Regions from separate parts of the Mus musculus genome. Here region 2 is linked to region 1. The links are chromatin loops, found by intact Hi-C in ENCODE. Cell type or tissue: heart. All regions are shown on one strand. Each heading gives the region's core, and the rest is flanking DNA. Links, peaks and the distances in the headings are about the cores only.

What was found. A loop is a pair of places that touch in the nucleus more often than their neighbours do. Peaks named below come from ENCODE experiments on the same cell type or tissue, not always from the same donor. Only the 100,000 strongest peaks of a DNase experiment are listed, where the experiment ranks them.
Region 2: it touches region 1 in a loop (2.0-fold over the local background); 4 of 42 quality-filtered maps call a loop at or near these places.

The regions. Positions count from the first base shown.
Region 1 is chr2:38,542,289-38,550,620 of GRCm38, reverse strand. Nek6 (NIMA (never in mitosis gene a)-related expressed kinase 6) reads right to left here. Exons shown (of 10, transcript NM_021606.3): 2 at 1-68. The coding sequence starts at 39. Among named protein-coding and RNA genes, the nearest start is that of Gm35808, 13 kb to the right of the region's middle. In heart, for the core only: no CTCF peak of the experiment used is centred there; DNase peaks (open chromatin) are centred at 3,710 and 4,150; H3K27ac peaks cover 4,885 bases.
Region 2 is chr2:38,477,572-38,485,903 of GRCm38, reverse strand. All of the region lies in intron 2 of Gm39799 (a long non-coding RNA gene), which reads left to right. It overlaps Gm25081 (a small nuclear RNA gene), which reads right to left and starts at 5,563; the gene lies at 5,459-5,563. It also overlaps a transcript of Nek6 not described here. In heart, for the core only: a CTCF peak has its summit at 3,604 (motif pointing left); DNase peaks (open chromatin) are centred at 1,163, 2,433 and 4,583; H3K27ac peaks cover 1,018 bases.

The sequences.
Region 1 (8,332 bases), core at 159-8,158:
GCTCCCTCCATGAGGCATGTGGCTGGGCTGTCCTGCCATCCTGCATGCCAGCCTCACGAGGTCACGGACTGCAACAGAAAATAGGAACCTGGTCACTTTCTCCTCCTAGCCACCAATTTCATTTTACAGATGGGAGAGCAGAGGGCACAGATGTCACTCTGCTCATGGTCACCTAGCTCACAAGTCACAAATACCACAGAGGGTACTCTCTCTCCATGAGGTTGTGCTGCTTCAGTGGCTAGGACTGTCCACTGGAAGGGGGGCACAGAGGTACTCTGCAGGGAAATGAGGACTGTCCATTCCAGACCTGCACGGAGGCCCGCATCACTTACTTTCTTTTTGCTGAGATAAAACACCATGGCCAAAAGCAACTTTTAGAACTAAAACAGTTTATTTTGGCTTATGGTTTCACAGTATGGTTAAGAGACCATACTGGCAGGAACAACATGGCTGCCAGAACATGGAGCTGAGAACTTGCATCCTTTACCACAAGCATGAAACAGAGAGAGTGAGCTGGAAGTAGGATGAGGTTAGAATCTGAAACCAGCCCTCAGTGATGTACTTCTTACAGCAAGGTACGCCACCTAAACCTCCCAACAGCAGCACCAACCTGAGCCATTGTGGGACACTTCTCACTCAAACTCCCATAAAACCTCAGCTTCCACCCTCACTACCAGACATTTTTCTACATCCTTTCGATAGCTCTGTTTTGCTGTCCCCAACACCCCATATAAGCCCAATGGGCAACCTTAGTGGCCAGGAGAACCGAGCCAGACTCTGGTAGTACGTAGCAGACATGGTAACACTGGAGGGTGCACGTTCTTGTGAACCTCCAGGTAGGTTAGCTCTCATGGCCAGGACTGACCTGATGATGCCCATGCCATGTGCCCAATTATGAGCAGAAGTCAGTCAAGTGTCTCCCTACTCCTGGGAGAGTGTCTTCTACTCCTGGTGCTAGAGGCAGTTTCTAGCTTCCCCATCTCACTGGCCTCTTTGTGGCAGAAATCAAGGCTGACATGCATGGGAGCTTTCTGGCTAGGGAAATGATTCTCTTGTGTGGGAAAGCCTGCATATACCCCGTAGTATGTCTTTAACATCTTCCGAGGGCCAGGCTTGGACTTGGGCTCCTACAAGGCATATAGAAGGCATCAGTGTAGCTCAGTTAAGTAGGAAAACCCTGAAGCATCTACAGACTCACTCTTTGTGTCCCAATTCTAGTCTGAACTCCAGGGGGTGCTGACCCAGGCTCCTGAGCAGCTGTACTATATATAGTTCCTAGAGAGCCAGAAGCCCCTATGAATCATGAATGACCTTCCTAACATCTCAAGGGAATAAGCACACAAGCTGGTCAGTCCTGTCTCACATTTGTGTAACCCACATTGCAAGGCTAAGAGACTATTTGAACTAGCTCGTTTTCTGTTACTATACCAAAATGCCTGAGTCTGGACAACTTTATAAAGAAATTTTTTATTGAGCTCACAGTTTTGGAGATTCAAGGGCCCGATCAGCACTGGCAGGAACCTCTGCCAGGCTAATATTACACTGGCAAAGACTCTGGGAAAAAAGAACAGATCCCGTAGCCAGTCAAGAATCCAGACAGTCAGACAGTCAGGGCTCAGACTTGAACTTTTATAAACAATTTAACCTCATGAAAAATAATCCTTCCTGGAGGCAGTGCCCCTGTGACCTAATGACCTCCTACTAAGCTCTACCATTTAAAGGTCCCAACATCTCTCACTGCAGTAAGACAGGAATCAGCACCATCGCTATTGTTAGAACGGATATCCTGCAGATCTGGTCGGACTGTAAGTCACTCCACGACCCCTCTAAGTCACCAGCCACATCAACCAGATGCCAGATTTGTTTGTAGCTTCCGGGTACACTAGGGGTACCTAGTCCACTACAGCAGGCACCCTGGCCTCCAGCGTCATTGTTCCTGTGCCCCTGGCAGCCCTTAACCTCCACTGTCTCTGAGTGGGCGCAAATGTGTGTGTGTGTGTGTGTGTGTGTGTGTGTGTGTGCATGTGTGTGGATGCGTACATGTGTGTGCAAGTACATGGCAGAGGTCGACATGGTGTACTCATCAAAACCTTCCCTTCTTTGTATTTGGTTGCCAGGGATTGAACTCAGGTCCTCATGTTTCTCCCCAGCCCCTCACTGATCTTTGAGGCATTTATCTATTCCACAGTGCATAAAATCAAAAACAGAAAGTGAGGCCACAGGTCCTCTGCCAAGCCCAGCACAGCTCATGTGGATTTCTACTGTCTGTGACATTAACCACCTTTGATGTGGCTTAACCTCACGTGTGGAGATACACATACGTAGTCTCTGACTGAGGGTACACTGCATCAGGGCAGGTCTCTCCCTCCCTGAGTCCCTCTGTGCAGGCCTTACAGGGGATGCAAATGGGCCCAGATGCTCTCAGAATCTTCCATCTTCTCACGGTCTGGCTGAGTAACCAACTACAGCATCCCTCCCGTCTCCCCCCGCCCCCCAGAGTGACATGGTGGAGGAGCTGGGTACAAAAAGCCCCAGGATAAACAGATAAGCACGGAGAAGCTTCCTCAGGCACTGTTGTTACTCAGGGGGAAAGCCTGTGACAACAAACTGGGCATAAGAGTGAGCCCGATGTAAAATGCGCATGAATTTGAAGAGGAAGCCAGAGGCTCCCGCAGGCTTAGCAGCTGATGCGGCCAACACCCTCCACATCCCTCAGGGTGACATGTTCACCGTCCTCTGCCCTTAGGGGGACCTCTGGGAAAAAGATGGAGAACTGTCTTCAGGAGAAGGTTCCATCTTCATCTTAGAAGGCTCCAGAATGGGCCTACAGGCTGCCCTGTCCTGGGCATTCATGTTATCTGTTCTGCCTACCTGACTGACTGGACTCTGTCTCTGAATTCCCCTTCTCTCATTCTGCCTCCAGCCCTCAGGTGTTTGGGGCTGAGGACTGGGGGTGGGGTGGGGTGGGGTGGGGTGGACTGCGTGTGAATCTGCACTCTTTCACAAACTAACTGGGACCTTGGGCAAATCTCACTGAGCTGCCTGGCAGCTCTTTAGGAAGGCCATGCCCCTCCTGGATCAGACCTCCAAACAGCTATATGGACCTTACTTGGGGTGCCAGGACTATGACAGGGGGCCCAAGCCACCTCTGAAGTAACAGATAACAATGACAATTGTTGCATGGGCCCTTAATACGCCCTTCATCCTGTATACTTTAACGTGACCTCATGAGCTAGAGGCTGCAATTGGGCCACTGAGCAAATGAGGCACGAGGAGGTTGAAAGGCTCGCATGGACAAGCAGTGAGGCCAAGATTTAGACCTAAGGTGGCATCCTTTCCTGAGGCTATCACACTGTCATCTTTTTCAGTGGCACTCTGTAGACTGAGCCCTGTCTCCACGCAAGAGCCATGATGTAGGGCCAGTGCGCAAGTCTGGGGGCTGTGGAGCACCCTTAGGGCCAGTGGTCACAAGGGGTCTTTGGTCCAACACAGGCCACTGGGCAGAACCTGCAGAGGCACTGTGTTCCAGATCACACCCAGCTGCTGTCCACATTTATCTCTTCTAGCAATCCCCCCCCTCCACCCCCATCCCGGGCATCCAATCAGTGACACGCAGACCCACGCAGAACCCAGTAACACCTGCCATGCAGAGCTCCCCAGGGTGGAGAAGAAGACAGCCCAGCCTGACAAGCACCAAGGGGAATGTTGCAGATGGAAGGAGTCCAGCAGAGAATGGGGGAGGGCCCTTCTTAATGGGTCCGCGTCTTCAAGGCTTTGGGGAAACTCATAATAGGTAGGGGAACTGAGGCTCAAAGCCATATGCCCAGTAAGCCACAGATGAGAATTTGGGTCCAGACTTCAGTGTCCCTCCTTTCAGGGCTTTTGGTCCCCAGGGAGTCACGGCAGAGCAGGACTTAAGGAGAGCTGCATTCTGTAATACCCAACCTCCGCACACTGCACATTTCTACAAAAACCCGGCTTCCTCCAGAGTCAGATGCAGGTAAGGGCATCTGGAGGGAGACATGGAGTGCAGGGACAGAGCAGAGGTACAGGCTTTGAGTAATATGGGGAGTCTCCTGGCCCAGTCACCCTGGGGATTCCGGGATCCTCCAGCCCCTGCCAAGCTGCACAACAATGAGTCAGTGGCTGCCAAGCCCAAGCCAGGGGTCAAAAATCTGTGGAATGTGACCCAGAGCCACAGGCCTCGCCGAACCATCTCAGACTGCTTTTCCTCTGAATCCGAGCAAATGCTTGTGCTCTGAGGTGCTGTGCCGTGTGCACACACCATGTGACCTCTCACCTAGGCTCCTGGCTTTGGTGTAGAGAGCAACAAAGAGCTGTGACGTGTGCACCAGGCAGCCAGAGATGACCCTGGAACAATGTAGGGTTCAAGAGGGACATGCTAGAGAGCTTGATTGCTGAGCTAAAATGTTACCCCATTTTCCTACAACGAGAGCCTGTTTCCTAACATGGCAGCCGGGTGAACAAGCAGATGGACCTCTGAGAGTATCTTGGTGGGTCATACATTCAGTGGAAAGTGTCAGAAGTTCTGGCCACTGTGAGCATTATTTATGCAATGCTCACAGAGTAATGGAGGGTAAGTGCCTGCACTAATGGTATCCATGGGGGCTGAGGTTCAGTCAGGGACACACACTTGCCCAAAGTCATACTGCATATGTCTTCCTTCATGTGAACTGTGCCCACTCTGCCTGGCCTTGAACTAAGCTCTCTCTCACATGGCAGGAACCTAGGGAAACAGAGGAGGCTGGAGGCTGAACTAGGTTGGATTTGAAGTTCCAATTGGCCTTTTTCCCAGGACTGCCACCTGAGACTTGCCTCCCAACTTCTGGGGACTTAATCTTGGGGTAAGTTCTACCTTTATCTACCTTTATTGACCCTCACAAGGCTGGTGGGTCCTAGACACTGTCTCTGTGAGAGATGACTGTGCCCAGAGCAGATGTGTCTACCTAGATCCTAATGACAGAAACCTAGTTTGGGTGCCCACTACCCAAAGGGCAGCCTAGAGTTGGAGGCCCAAGGCCAAGCAAGGAGACATAGCAGGTCCCAGCTCCTGGCCACTTATGGGGTCAAGCTTATACAGCGTCATCATTAGCCAACATCCACAGGTCTTTACCCTCTCCTAAGATGAGGTGCCATTGCCCCACTGTGCAGATGAGAAACTGAGGCTCCAAAAAAGACCATGACTTGTCAAAGTAACCCTACAAAGTGACCAGGGTACCACCTGACCAGCTTCTCAAAGCAAGGAAGAAGGCCAGCTGGTGAGAGGCAAACTGGAGTGCATGACATATGGACCAGTTATTGGGGAACTTGATAGTAGCTTGGTTGGTACTAGGTATACTCCATGTGACTGCTAAAATCCACATGCAGAGGAGGAAATGAAAGTCAGGTTGGTTGAGTGACAGTCCAAAGTTACACTGACGGCAACAGAATCAACTGACACTTGAAACCAAGTCTTCCTACGTCCATCCGCACAGCCTTGGAAGAGCACACAAATGCACGCAAGGATTGACTGAACGAGTCCAACCCCAGGATGTAGCTATGGCAAAGTGCATTCTCCCAGCTGGTGCCCCTTCCCTTCTCCGGTTAAGCAGATGTTATTGGGTTTTCACTTGACAGGAAACAGTCAGAGCTCAGGCCAGAATTCTGAGAGCTGGTTAGGCTAGAAAAGACACAGATGGAGTCTGGTTTCCAGACTGGTCCTGTGTCCCTCTAACCCTTCAGAATCTCTTCCCTCCAGACCACACATACTCAGACTCTGTAGCTCCATGGTCAGTGGACACCTGGCTTCTCTGAAAGCATGTCACAATGAGGTCCGACACGGGCCTCTTTCTCACGCAGTGAGGGCCACCCTAAGGTGGGCTTGAGAGACATGGAGCCAGTTTCCTAGAGCACAGGGTTTCCCACTTTCTTCTCCTCTCCCCTCCCTTTCCCTTACCTATTCCCTCCTTGCATCCCTGCCCAATGTACTACCTTTATGTTCCTCCTGCAAGCCTAGGATTCTTCTGAGGTACTCTAGACCCAGCCACACCCTCACAGACACTGCTCAAACTAGCTTAAGGCCTGCCCTTTCTTTGTCCCCATCTCAGCCAGAACTAGGCTCCACCCAAGCTTCACCTTCCCTCACAGGCCTGAGTGGTCTTGTAGATTTTGTCTCCCTAAGTCTCCCTCCCTCAGGTCCCCTCCTAGACATAACCCTTCCCAGATCCTGTAGTCCCCAACATCCTTGGCCCTACCACTGATTTTTGTGTGTCTTCTGGTATGCAGATTGTGTACACATATCCAGAGACCAGAGGAGGCCTTCCTTCCAGTGTCTTCTACTCTGATTCGTTCCCTGAGACAAGGATGGTAGCCAGCAAGTCGGAGCCATCCTCCTGCCTCCTTCTCCCCAAAGCCCCAACTTGGGCTGTGGTTATAGGCCTAACTATACACGCAGAGCTTGGTGTCTGGGTGTTGGGATCTGAACTCACACAATATGTGTTCTTACCCGCTGAGCAGCTTCCTCACCCTGAAGGTATTTCTTAACAGTCTGCAAGGTTTCCCAGGCAAAGGCCGCAGGTCAGAGTGAGGTGTTCCCAAGCCATGCCCAGCTGGCACTAGCCTGCCCACTACAATCCCACCCTCCCAGACCCCTGCACCGCAGCTGCACTACACAGCCTCCCTGCCCTTCCATAGCACCCCAGTCTTTCCAGACTTCTCCATGTACCAGCCTTTGCCCAGAAGACCTATCAATGACCTCTTAATTCACAAAGTCACACTCACTACCAGGTCAGGTCTCTGGCCTGCCTTGGGCTCAGGTATTTGTGGGATCTTGGGCAAGTGTCATCCTCTATCTAAGTTCAAAGTTCTGTAGAAAGAAGGGGCATCCAAACTTTCCTAGGAGCTCTCTAAGGATATAGTGAGCAACTGGGTAGCAGCAAGGACAACTTTTCCTGTCCCAGTATGACAGGGTCCACACGGATTTTCCCCTAAAACCAACACTTGGGGACACAGACTGCTTCCTTTGTCATTACATCTGTTTCTGAAGCTAGCTGTCAAGAGTAGAAACTGACCATAGGGTCATCTTCAAGCTGTTAGGCTGTGGGAGGCACAGAGGTCCTTATGCACACAGATATGTACCAACGGAACCAGGAATGCTAAACACAGGGGCTTAAAAACACAAAAGCAGACATGCACAATCTGTTATCTGCTCAGAATGCAGGTGGCAGATGTGGTTAATAGCCTGGTGGCCTCTGCACTGTAGAACCACATCAGATGCTCCTCGCCCCTTATCCTGAGCTGGTCAATCTACAGAACCCACCTTTATTGAAGATATCACATGTACTTTACAAAGAGTTTCCATGCAGTCATGTCTTAAGCTTTATTGTGCATGCAGGATTGATTTAATTATCTATCACCAGGAACATTTTCACCAAATTGTGCCATGCTTGAATACATTTAAGATAAACTACTTGGATCAGACTCTCACAGTTTGAGTCAATACTGGCTACTGTCAGGTTGAACCAAACTGCCTTCTTGCCTCCAATTGATTGTTACTCTGCTAACCGTGGTGGTTCACAGATACCAACCACCAGTACCAGCACCAGCACCAGCACCAGCACCAGCACGCCTTGCCCAGGTCTGGCACAAATGAGAGCTGACTAGATACATTCTCACTGGCGGGTGGAGAATCTCCCCAAAGCCTTGTAATCCCTACAGCCAAAGGTCAGACAGAAGTTATCATTCAAAACCTTCTACCACACAGACACAAGCTCCCAGGACTTGTAAAAATCAACACTAGTTCCTAGTCACATTTCAGTTACCTTTCCTGGGTAACAAAGGGACGCTAATGATCTCACTCTTTTCTCAGAGGAAGAGTGAGAGGGTGGAGTCCCACGTGGGGGGGGGGGTGCTGGTTTAAACTACTCAAGATAAAGCTGAGATCTGCTAAATGTGTCCTATGCACACATCCCCTCCTGTGGCTGTCTACAACCCCCATTTAATAGATGAGGAAACTGAGACACAGGGAAGTTAGATGGCCTATCAAGTTGGTAAGAATGGGAATTGTGTGGTCCCAGCCCTGACTCTCTTTGAAAGTCTAAAGTGATCTTTGGAAATCACCAGGAGCCAGAAGCTACCCCAGGCTTTCTAAGAAACTTTCCACCTCAGTGACTCCTGCTGTGCCTCCACCTCAGAAATGAAGCTTTCTCCAGGCATTGGCAGGCTCTTCTATGTCTGAAGTAAATGGTCTCCTGGCAAAATTCACTCCTACCCCAATACCCAACCGCACGGCCTCCTCCAGGCAGCACTCTTAGATTCCCTCTCCTGCCTGCAG
Region 2 (8,332 bases), core at 299-8,298, 65 kb after region 1:
AGGTACTGTGAAGAAGCCAGTGAAGGGGAGAACACTTTGCTAGCACTCAGGAGGCTGAGGCAGGGGGGTTGTGAGTTTGACTGTGAGTCCAGCTTAGGGCTCAAAAACAAATTACAAGGTTGGGGAGCTATCTGTGTGTTCATGTGAGGGCATGAGCTGCATCTATATTTGGACAGGGACACTTGTGAATTAGGGGGAGACACGGGAAAGAAGTGCATGGGAATGACACCCAAAAGCTGTGTTGTGTTCTGTACACACACTGGGGTAAACACAAAGGCCTGCAGGGTGTGGCATGTGTCCTTGAATATGAGGCCGCCTTGGTAAACTGTTGCAAATCTCTATGTATTTGCTGTTATTAGCTTGGACCCAGGTGATGAGACAGTACAGTAAATGCATGTGAGATCCTATATTGATTGTTGGTCTGTAAGATACAAGCATGTCACTGTATGTGTAAGTAACTGGGACACACATATATGTGTACGTTTACATATGTGTAAGCCTCAGTACTGAGCCTGTAGTCTCTGTGATGGCTGGCAAACATACTGACCTCTCTGATACATGTGAGTGCATACAATACATATATGCTGTCACAGCTGCCTAGACAGGTCACATGGTCTTGGGCCCTGTCTCAGTTCATCCTGTGTCATGTCCCTCAGTCTAAGCAATGTAGCAGCAGCTCTACTCTGAGCCTCCGTTTGCCCAGTGTTACATAGAGGATAATGTTGGGCTGTATGAGTTTCCAGGTTTCTCCTGACCTGGTGGCTAAAATGACCTCTGCCTGGACTCTGTACAAAGAGGAACAGAGATACTAATTCCAGGATATCTGTAAGCAACCACTGGAGACATTGTTGCAAAGCAGGACAGCCACTCTCTGCTCTGAAAGTTGTTTCAACAGCTGCCCCTTTGGGAGCAGGGCTCTGGGGCCATTGCTGAGCAAAGAATCCACCTGCAACCCCTCCAGGGCTGGTTTTCAAACCTTTGTTTGAGTCCCAGGAAGATGTGGACATGGAAGAGGCTGCTTGCTGCGTGACGCTCTGCTCCCTTCCACGATATCCTCTCTCCCTGCTGGCTTTTAGTTTTGAAGAAGTGAAACGTGTCCCCTGTCCCAGAACAAGCCAGTGGGGAAGGACTTCCTAGGAGCAGGCTTTCTAAAAAAAGCTTTGAGGACCTAGCGCCTCCTCCGCCTCCTCCGCTCTGTAGATACAGGACCTCAGAGTCCTGCCTCTGACTCTCCAGAACAGGCTGGCGATGGAGAAGGGGAACATTCACGGGCAGAAAGAAAACACCTAATGCTCGCTGCAAAAACCAGAGCCAGTCAGAAGAACCAAAGCCGCTCTGAATATTTCAAAGTGGTTACAATGTGGAGAAGGACTGAAAAGCCAGCAGCTAACACTGGGGCAGTTTGGTTTCCAGCAGTTGAAGAAACTGCTTCTACTCCAGAGCTGGGTGTAAAGGGAGCTGGGGACGGCTTGGGGCAGTCTTGACAATGTTGACAGGGACCACACGTGGAGCTGGAACTTTGGGTGGATGGGTAGTTCTGTAGGAGCTGAAGCCAGAGAGCAGCTGGTGTTGGGAAAATGGCTCCAGCACACCTGTCCTTTCAGGGAAGAGGGTGGGCAGTAGAACAGGAGAGAGATCGGGAGAGAGGGACTGCTCCCCTCCTCTCGCCCACACCACCAATCTCCTTCCTGTTAACCCAACACAGCAAGACACTAGCTGGTGAAGAAGCCTGGGGGAAATCAATTTGCAGGGAATGAGCAGACCTGCAGGCCAGCCAACAGGCAGCACCCTGCTCACTTGCCCATGAAGTACCTCACAGAGCCAAAGAACTGGAAAAGCAAAAACAAAAACAACTGCTTGGCAGTCCCATAGGACTCTGAAGATGGTTGATTTCTCAATGGGCAGAACACCCCCCTCTCCAGTGCCTCGTGTCCCTTCATGGCATCGCCACCATAGTATAACAAACCTGGGCCAGGTTCCCTCTTTCTGCTGCAGTTGAAAGCTCTGGAGCAATAGGAAGCCAAATGGACTCTTCCAGGCCCACAGCTGGAAGAAAGCAGAGGAAGGGCTCAGACAGATGGGAGTACTCTCTAGCCCCAAGCCCCAAGCCCGAGAGAAAGATAGTCAAACTCTTGTGGTTGGGTGGTGTGTGTGTGTGTGTGTGTGTGTGTGTATGTGTATGTGTGTGTGTGTGTGTGTGTGTGTGTGTGTGTGTGTGTGTGTGTGGTGGGGGTAGGAGCAGCCTCTGGGGTAAAATTCTGAGAAGGACAGGGTTCTGAATTATGTCCCAACAAAGTGAGTGACATCACGTGGATGGAGAGTGTGTAAAGAGGAAGCCAAGACTGGAGCAGAGGAAGCTAAATTTGCTATGTAATAGCCAGTCTTGAGAGGAAAACATGACTCTCTTATGACTCCCAACGCCTCCTTAGTGCCTGGGATGAAGTCTGAACACAAGCTGTGGTGGGGACAGGCCACACTGAAGTACTCTGCATTAAGTAGTCCTCCAGTCCTCAGAAGAGGGCATAGAGGGCATGAGGGTAGGCAGTCAAGTTTGTCTCTGAGCTACTGCAGCTAGAGAGAGGCAGAGCTGGCCTTCTAAATCGAGAAGTTCTCAGCAGTACACACCCTGACCACTGCCTATATTAGCTGACATTTCTGCCAGGTGGCCACCAGGCACCAGACCTTGTCACGTAGCCTCCGAGACCTGCCCCTTTGAATCCATCTGTCCCTCCTGCAGACTGTGTCTAGCTTCCGTCCTCTCAATATCTCTTCAGACCCATGAGGAAGAGAAGGTGTCTCATACATTCACTTCTCTTAGCTGAAGATTCCGGTGTCTAGAGAGGACAGGGAGGTGACTTCAGGTCTTCCCTGTCTTTCTGGTGCTTCTTTCAATCCAGTCACTTTCGGCATTGAACAGTCCCAGGTGCCCCCATGGCTCCCTTCAGCATCACTTCTGCTTCCCGTCTGTAGGAGGCCTTTGACTTGCTGTCTCCACAGAGTTTTCAGTAGCTTAAAAGACCCCAAGGGGCAGCTCAGGCCTTGCTGAGAGCAGGAGGCCTAGACCTGAGGATCTAAGAACTCCCCTCTATTGCAAAGCTCATTGCAATGGCAGGAGAGGTTCTGGGGCTTCTTAGTGAGACACCACCCACACAAGACAAGCCCTGGCTGTATGGTCAGAGGTCCTCATCAGCTAGGCAGACTTGGCACAGAGGCAGCTGGGGCTGGAGTTTGAAGCTGGAATTGAATCTTTTACACTCCCTGATGGTCACTAAAGAGACTCACCTGCATCCATTCCTTTCCTGATTATCCAATCTCTCCTGGATCTGTTTATAAAAAGAAGTGGGGCCAGGGGACAGAGCCATCAGCAGAAAACCTCAACATCTTGAAACTCTGGAAAGGAGAAGGGGTGAGAGTCGAGGCAGTGTCACAGTGTACCACCATGTCAGATCTCAGGCATGCAGCTCTTCAGTTTTGAAAGGCTCTCCCCATCACACACCTCAGGATTTTACTCTGTAGTTCAGGCTGACGTCACACTCACAACCTCCTGTAACTCAAACTCCAGGGAAACTGGTGCCCTCTTCTGGCCACCATGGGCAACTGTACTCACATGAACACACCCCTGCACAGACACACTCACATATCCATCATTAAAAGTAAATTTTAAAAAGATTAAAGCTGGGAATATTCAGTGGTACCGTGTTTGCTTAGCATTTGTGAGGCCCTGAGTTCAGTCCACAACACTGGGTAGAGAAGTAAAACTTTTAGAGGATTAAATTATTTTTAAATAATTAAATTATTTTAAAATAATTTAAAAAATTATTTAGAGGAATAATAGAAAACCCCAAACAGTACAGAAGCTGTGTATGTAGTTTGGTAATATCTTCACACATCTATCAGAAATATTTACAAAGAAATGCTTCCTCATTTCAATTGGGCTTCTCCTCTTCTTTAGAACATTCTGTAGCTCCCAGCTACCCCAGGGATGCGTGACCAATAACAGTAGCACAGTCCTCTTGCTACAGATGTGTGACCCACCTCTGAGGGTACTGCCCAGGCTCCCATGGAAAAGGATTGTGCCTGGCTAGACAGCTTAGCTGTGCAGCTTTGATGTGGCCTGCATTCTCCTCTTGGAGACTTACTGACTGTAGAACCAGGAGGAGAAGTGCGTTATTGTCTCTGGGCCTTGGCTTGCTCACCTGTAAAATAAATCAATGGATCCTAGTATTGTTTCTGTAAGGAACTGATGACATCATCCTTGTAGAGCATCTCTGGCTCCCTGTAAACATGAGGCAGCCAAGATTCACCAACTGCCACAGTAAGCACTATGAGCTATGATTGGAGTCTGTGGTTGCTTAATCCTGCCTCTGTCTGTGTGTGAGAGTGTGTGTGTGTGTGTGTGTGTGTGTGTGTGTGTGTGTGAAGAGGACGAAGGCAGTGCTCTGAAGACAGAAAGAAAAAGAGCCCTGAACACAAGCTCTCAGGTCCGCTGGGCCCAGGCACAGAGCAGCAGCCTTGCAGGGTCTGCTGTGCCCCAGCTTGGTCTCTGTGGTGCAGGCTGCAGTTTCCGCCTCTCACTGCTCTGCCCACTCCAGTTTCCAGCCTCCACTTCCTTCCCCTTTACAGACCACGCAGGCCTTTCAGAGGAAACCACTTCTTATTTTAGCTGAATCCTTGGACAATCCCACCCACAGGTGCCCTGCCCCGTGGGATAGCCCAAAGCAGGTGAAAGGCTGGCTCTGTCCCTGGGGCAGCCATCGGGTACTCTGTTCTTGGCAGGATCAGGAGGCCTGGCCTTGAAGCAGGGAGATGTGGGTTCAAGTCCAGCCCAGACACCCATTGTGTGATCTGTCATAAGTTCCTCCACTTTCTAGGCCCTGTACATGAGTACACTAGGGACCCTGACATTAGAAGAGCCTAGGGCTAGAGGTGTCTACCACTCCCCTGGGATCCATGGTGTCCCAGCTGTAATGTGCTGAATAAGTTTCCAATCTTTGAAAGCTACTTCTTTCTCTCTCTCTCTCTCTCTCTCTCTCTCTCTCTCTCTCTCTCTCTCTCTTTCTCTCTCTTTGGGACAGGGTTTTGCTGTGTAGTCTTGACTGTCCTAGAACTCAATCAATAGAACAGGCTGATCTTGAACTCTGAGATCTTCCTGTCTTTGCCTCTCCAGTGCTGGGATTAAAGGTGCCACCTGGCATGAATCTCCAACTTTTTGATGTTACAAGACAAAGTTGTCATCTACAAAGTTCTCAACTGAGAACCATACAATCAAGTTATTCTCTCTCTCTCTTCCCCCTCCCTCCCCCCTCTCTGTGTATATGTATGTATATGCACATATATATATATATTAAGAATAACAAAATAAAAAAAAGACTATTAACTTGAGAGGGTGTGATGGAGGGTGTGGGCGGGGTTGAGAGGAGGGGACATGGGAGGGATTCGAAGGAAAACAGGTAAGGGGAAAAATATGGAACATTTCACGAATTTGCGTGTTATCCTTGCACAGGGGCCATGCTGCTCATCTCTGTATCATTCCAGTTTTAGTATATGTGCTGCCTATATGTGCTACCTATATGTGCTGCCTATATGTGCTGCCAAAGTGAGCACAACATCCATTCTTCCCATAATGTTTTAAATAAATTTACCATTCTCTGTTGGGCTTTCTGGGTTTCACTGATAGCTCTCCTGGGGTGCATGCAGCCTGTGGCCTGTGCTCCGGGACCTCCTGGCTCAGCTGAGCTGACGGCGGCTTGCTTGGAGAGCCTGAAGCTTACGCTTGGATTGTCCAGCTTTGTTTTGGTTTGGGTGCTGGGGACTGAACCCAGGCTTACACATGCTAAGCACATGCTCCACCACTGAGCTCTGCCGGCCCCCCTGGAGTGTCATCTCTAAGTTCATCCAGTGCTGGGTGGGGGAAATGCAAGCTAAAAATAGAATGGCCATATGACCCAGCTATACCACCGCCACATATACCCAAAGGCTTCCTTTCCTGTCGCAGAGATACAATCATATTTATTGTGGCTCTATTCACAATAGCTGGGAAAGGGAACCAGTCTACTGATGAATGGAAAAAAGGAAACATGCTGAATCCACACAATAGAGTCTTATTCAGCTGCAGAAGGGACCACAATCATGTCATTTACAGGGAAGTGACTAAAACTGGAGACCATCATGCTAAGCATGGTAGGGAGCTTAGGCCAGCCACGGAGTTCCAGGTTCCATGTTCCCAAAAGTGAGAGTAACTGAGGAAGGAACTTGACACTGACCTCTGGCTTCATTTGTACACACACCACATGCATACACATGTGCACACACATACCTACACAGGAACGTGTGCATACACACATAGCACCCATATACTATACACAGACAAACAGAGACAGATAGACAGACCACACTCACATGGGGAGGAGGGTGATGCATGTTTAGCAAAGGCCTATGCAATGGAAGATTCCTGAGGCATGAGCCTTTTCCAGAGTCTTAGAAAGTCTGTCTCAAGTGCCTCAGGAAACAGTGGGGAAACCAAGGCCCAGGGAGCTTAACTCTCAGACGGGGTGAGTGTTGAGTTTGGCTTTGACTTAGGTCAAATGTCAACACCGTGTCTCTCTTTGCACGCTGAACAGTCTAAGCAGCCATGCTTAGGGGAGAGAGCATGGGTGAGGACAGCAGAGGTGGAGATCCACAGAAATGGAGAGATAGTCAGAGAGAGAAGAGACACCAGCTGGAGAGACAGATGGAGACAGGGAGAGGATGGAAAGAAGCCTGGGGACTGGGTACAAACACTGGACAAGAGACCCGAGTGAAGCTTGGTGCTGCCTTCTCTGCCAAGTGTCACATAGACCTGGGTTCTCTTCTGGACAGCTGTGTAGACACTCCCACCCATCGTTCCCTTCCAGCAACATGGAAGGGTAGACACTGTCACCACCCCATGTGCTAGACGGAATAACTGAGACACTGCTGAGCAGCTGTGAGGAGCTCAGAGTTGGTGGGGACAGAGGGACTCACACCTACAGTTACTGTGCCACCAGCTGACTGGAAGCCAGGAAGTGTCACACTTGGGGCCCACCGGAAGTCTCTAAGAAGGGAGGAAGGAGTTCAGAAACCAAGCCATACCAGGTAGGATTCAAGGGGATTTTCCAGATTGACTGGAATTCAAGGCAGAGGAACCAGCGTATGAAAGCCTGGGGGAGAGAGGTGGTGGGTGGGATAGAAAGAGGAATGGGATTCTGTAGATATAGTTTGGGTGTCTGAAAGTATCACACATGTCCCTGTGTCTTTCCATTCTATCCCACATCTGTCCATGAGTACATACACTCAACAAGGACAGGGAACCATAGCTGATTATGTGTGGCCCATGACCCTTGATTCATCCTTGGGTCCAAAGCCCTCCAATGGGTTATGTTCTCCTCAAAGAAAATCTTCCTAACTTGGTCCTCAGTCTTCTACTTGCCTGCTTGGTTTTCTGTGTCATCAGCGAGCATGCTCAGTTTCATGCAGGGCTCACCTAGAAAGATGGGGCTTCGAGGGAGAGAGGAAGGGAAAGCGGGCAAAGGGAAGGGAAGGGGAGAAGAAAAATGATCCACACTTAGTACCCACTGCCTGTAAGCCATTCCTCATGTGCCAAACCCGTTAATCCTCCCAGGAGCCTTTTGAGATAATTGCTCCTATTATGAACTCACTTTACAGATGGGGAAACTGAGGCACCAAGGGGCCCACCCAGGGTCCTGTAGCTAATAAGAGGCAATCTCTTCTCAAAGCCTGTGATGCACACTCTGGGCATCCTTATGCAAGGGAGAAGGTGGCAAGGAGGAGTTAGCTCAATACAGAACAGACAATAAGGGCTGTAAGAAGGCACCTACATGCATGCGTAGCTAATACACATGTATGTACACAATGTGCATATGTGTTCATGCCTATGGATGTGTGGGCATGTATATCTGGGCATCCACTAGCTTACACACACACACACACACACACACACACACACACACACACGGTGCATTTTCAGTCATATAGGCCTGTCTACCCAAGGGTGTACACATAACACTCACATTCATAAGGCCTCATGCACATTGCCACTACAAATACAAATTGGTGGCCTGTTTGAATTCTTTGCTTAAAGAAAACTTGTGACTGCATTAAAAATGTAGGACATATTGGCCAAATAATTAAAGCGAGGAGTGAGGCAGTGGGACTTCCCGCCACTCTCTCGGGGCTGCCTGAGCTGGGCTGTGCACGGCAAGGCTTTGTCCTATATATCTGAAGAAGAGGCACTTTATTACAGTAATTTATCACCCCCATAAATGTGGCTCCTCGGAAACGCAGAATAATTTGG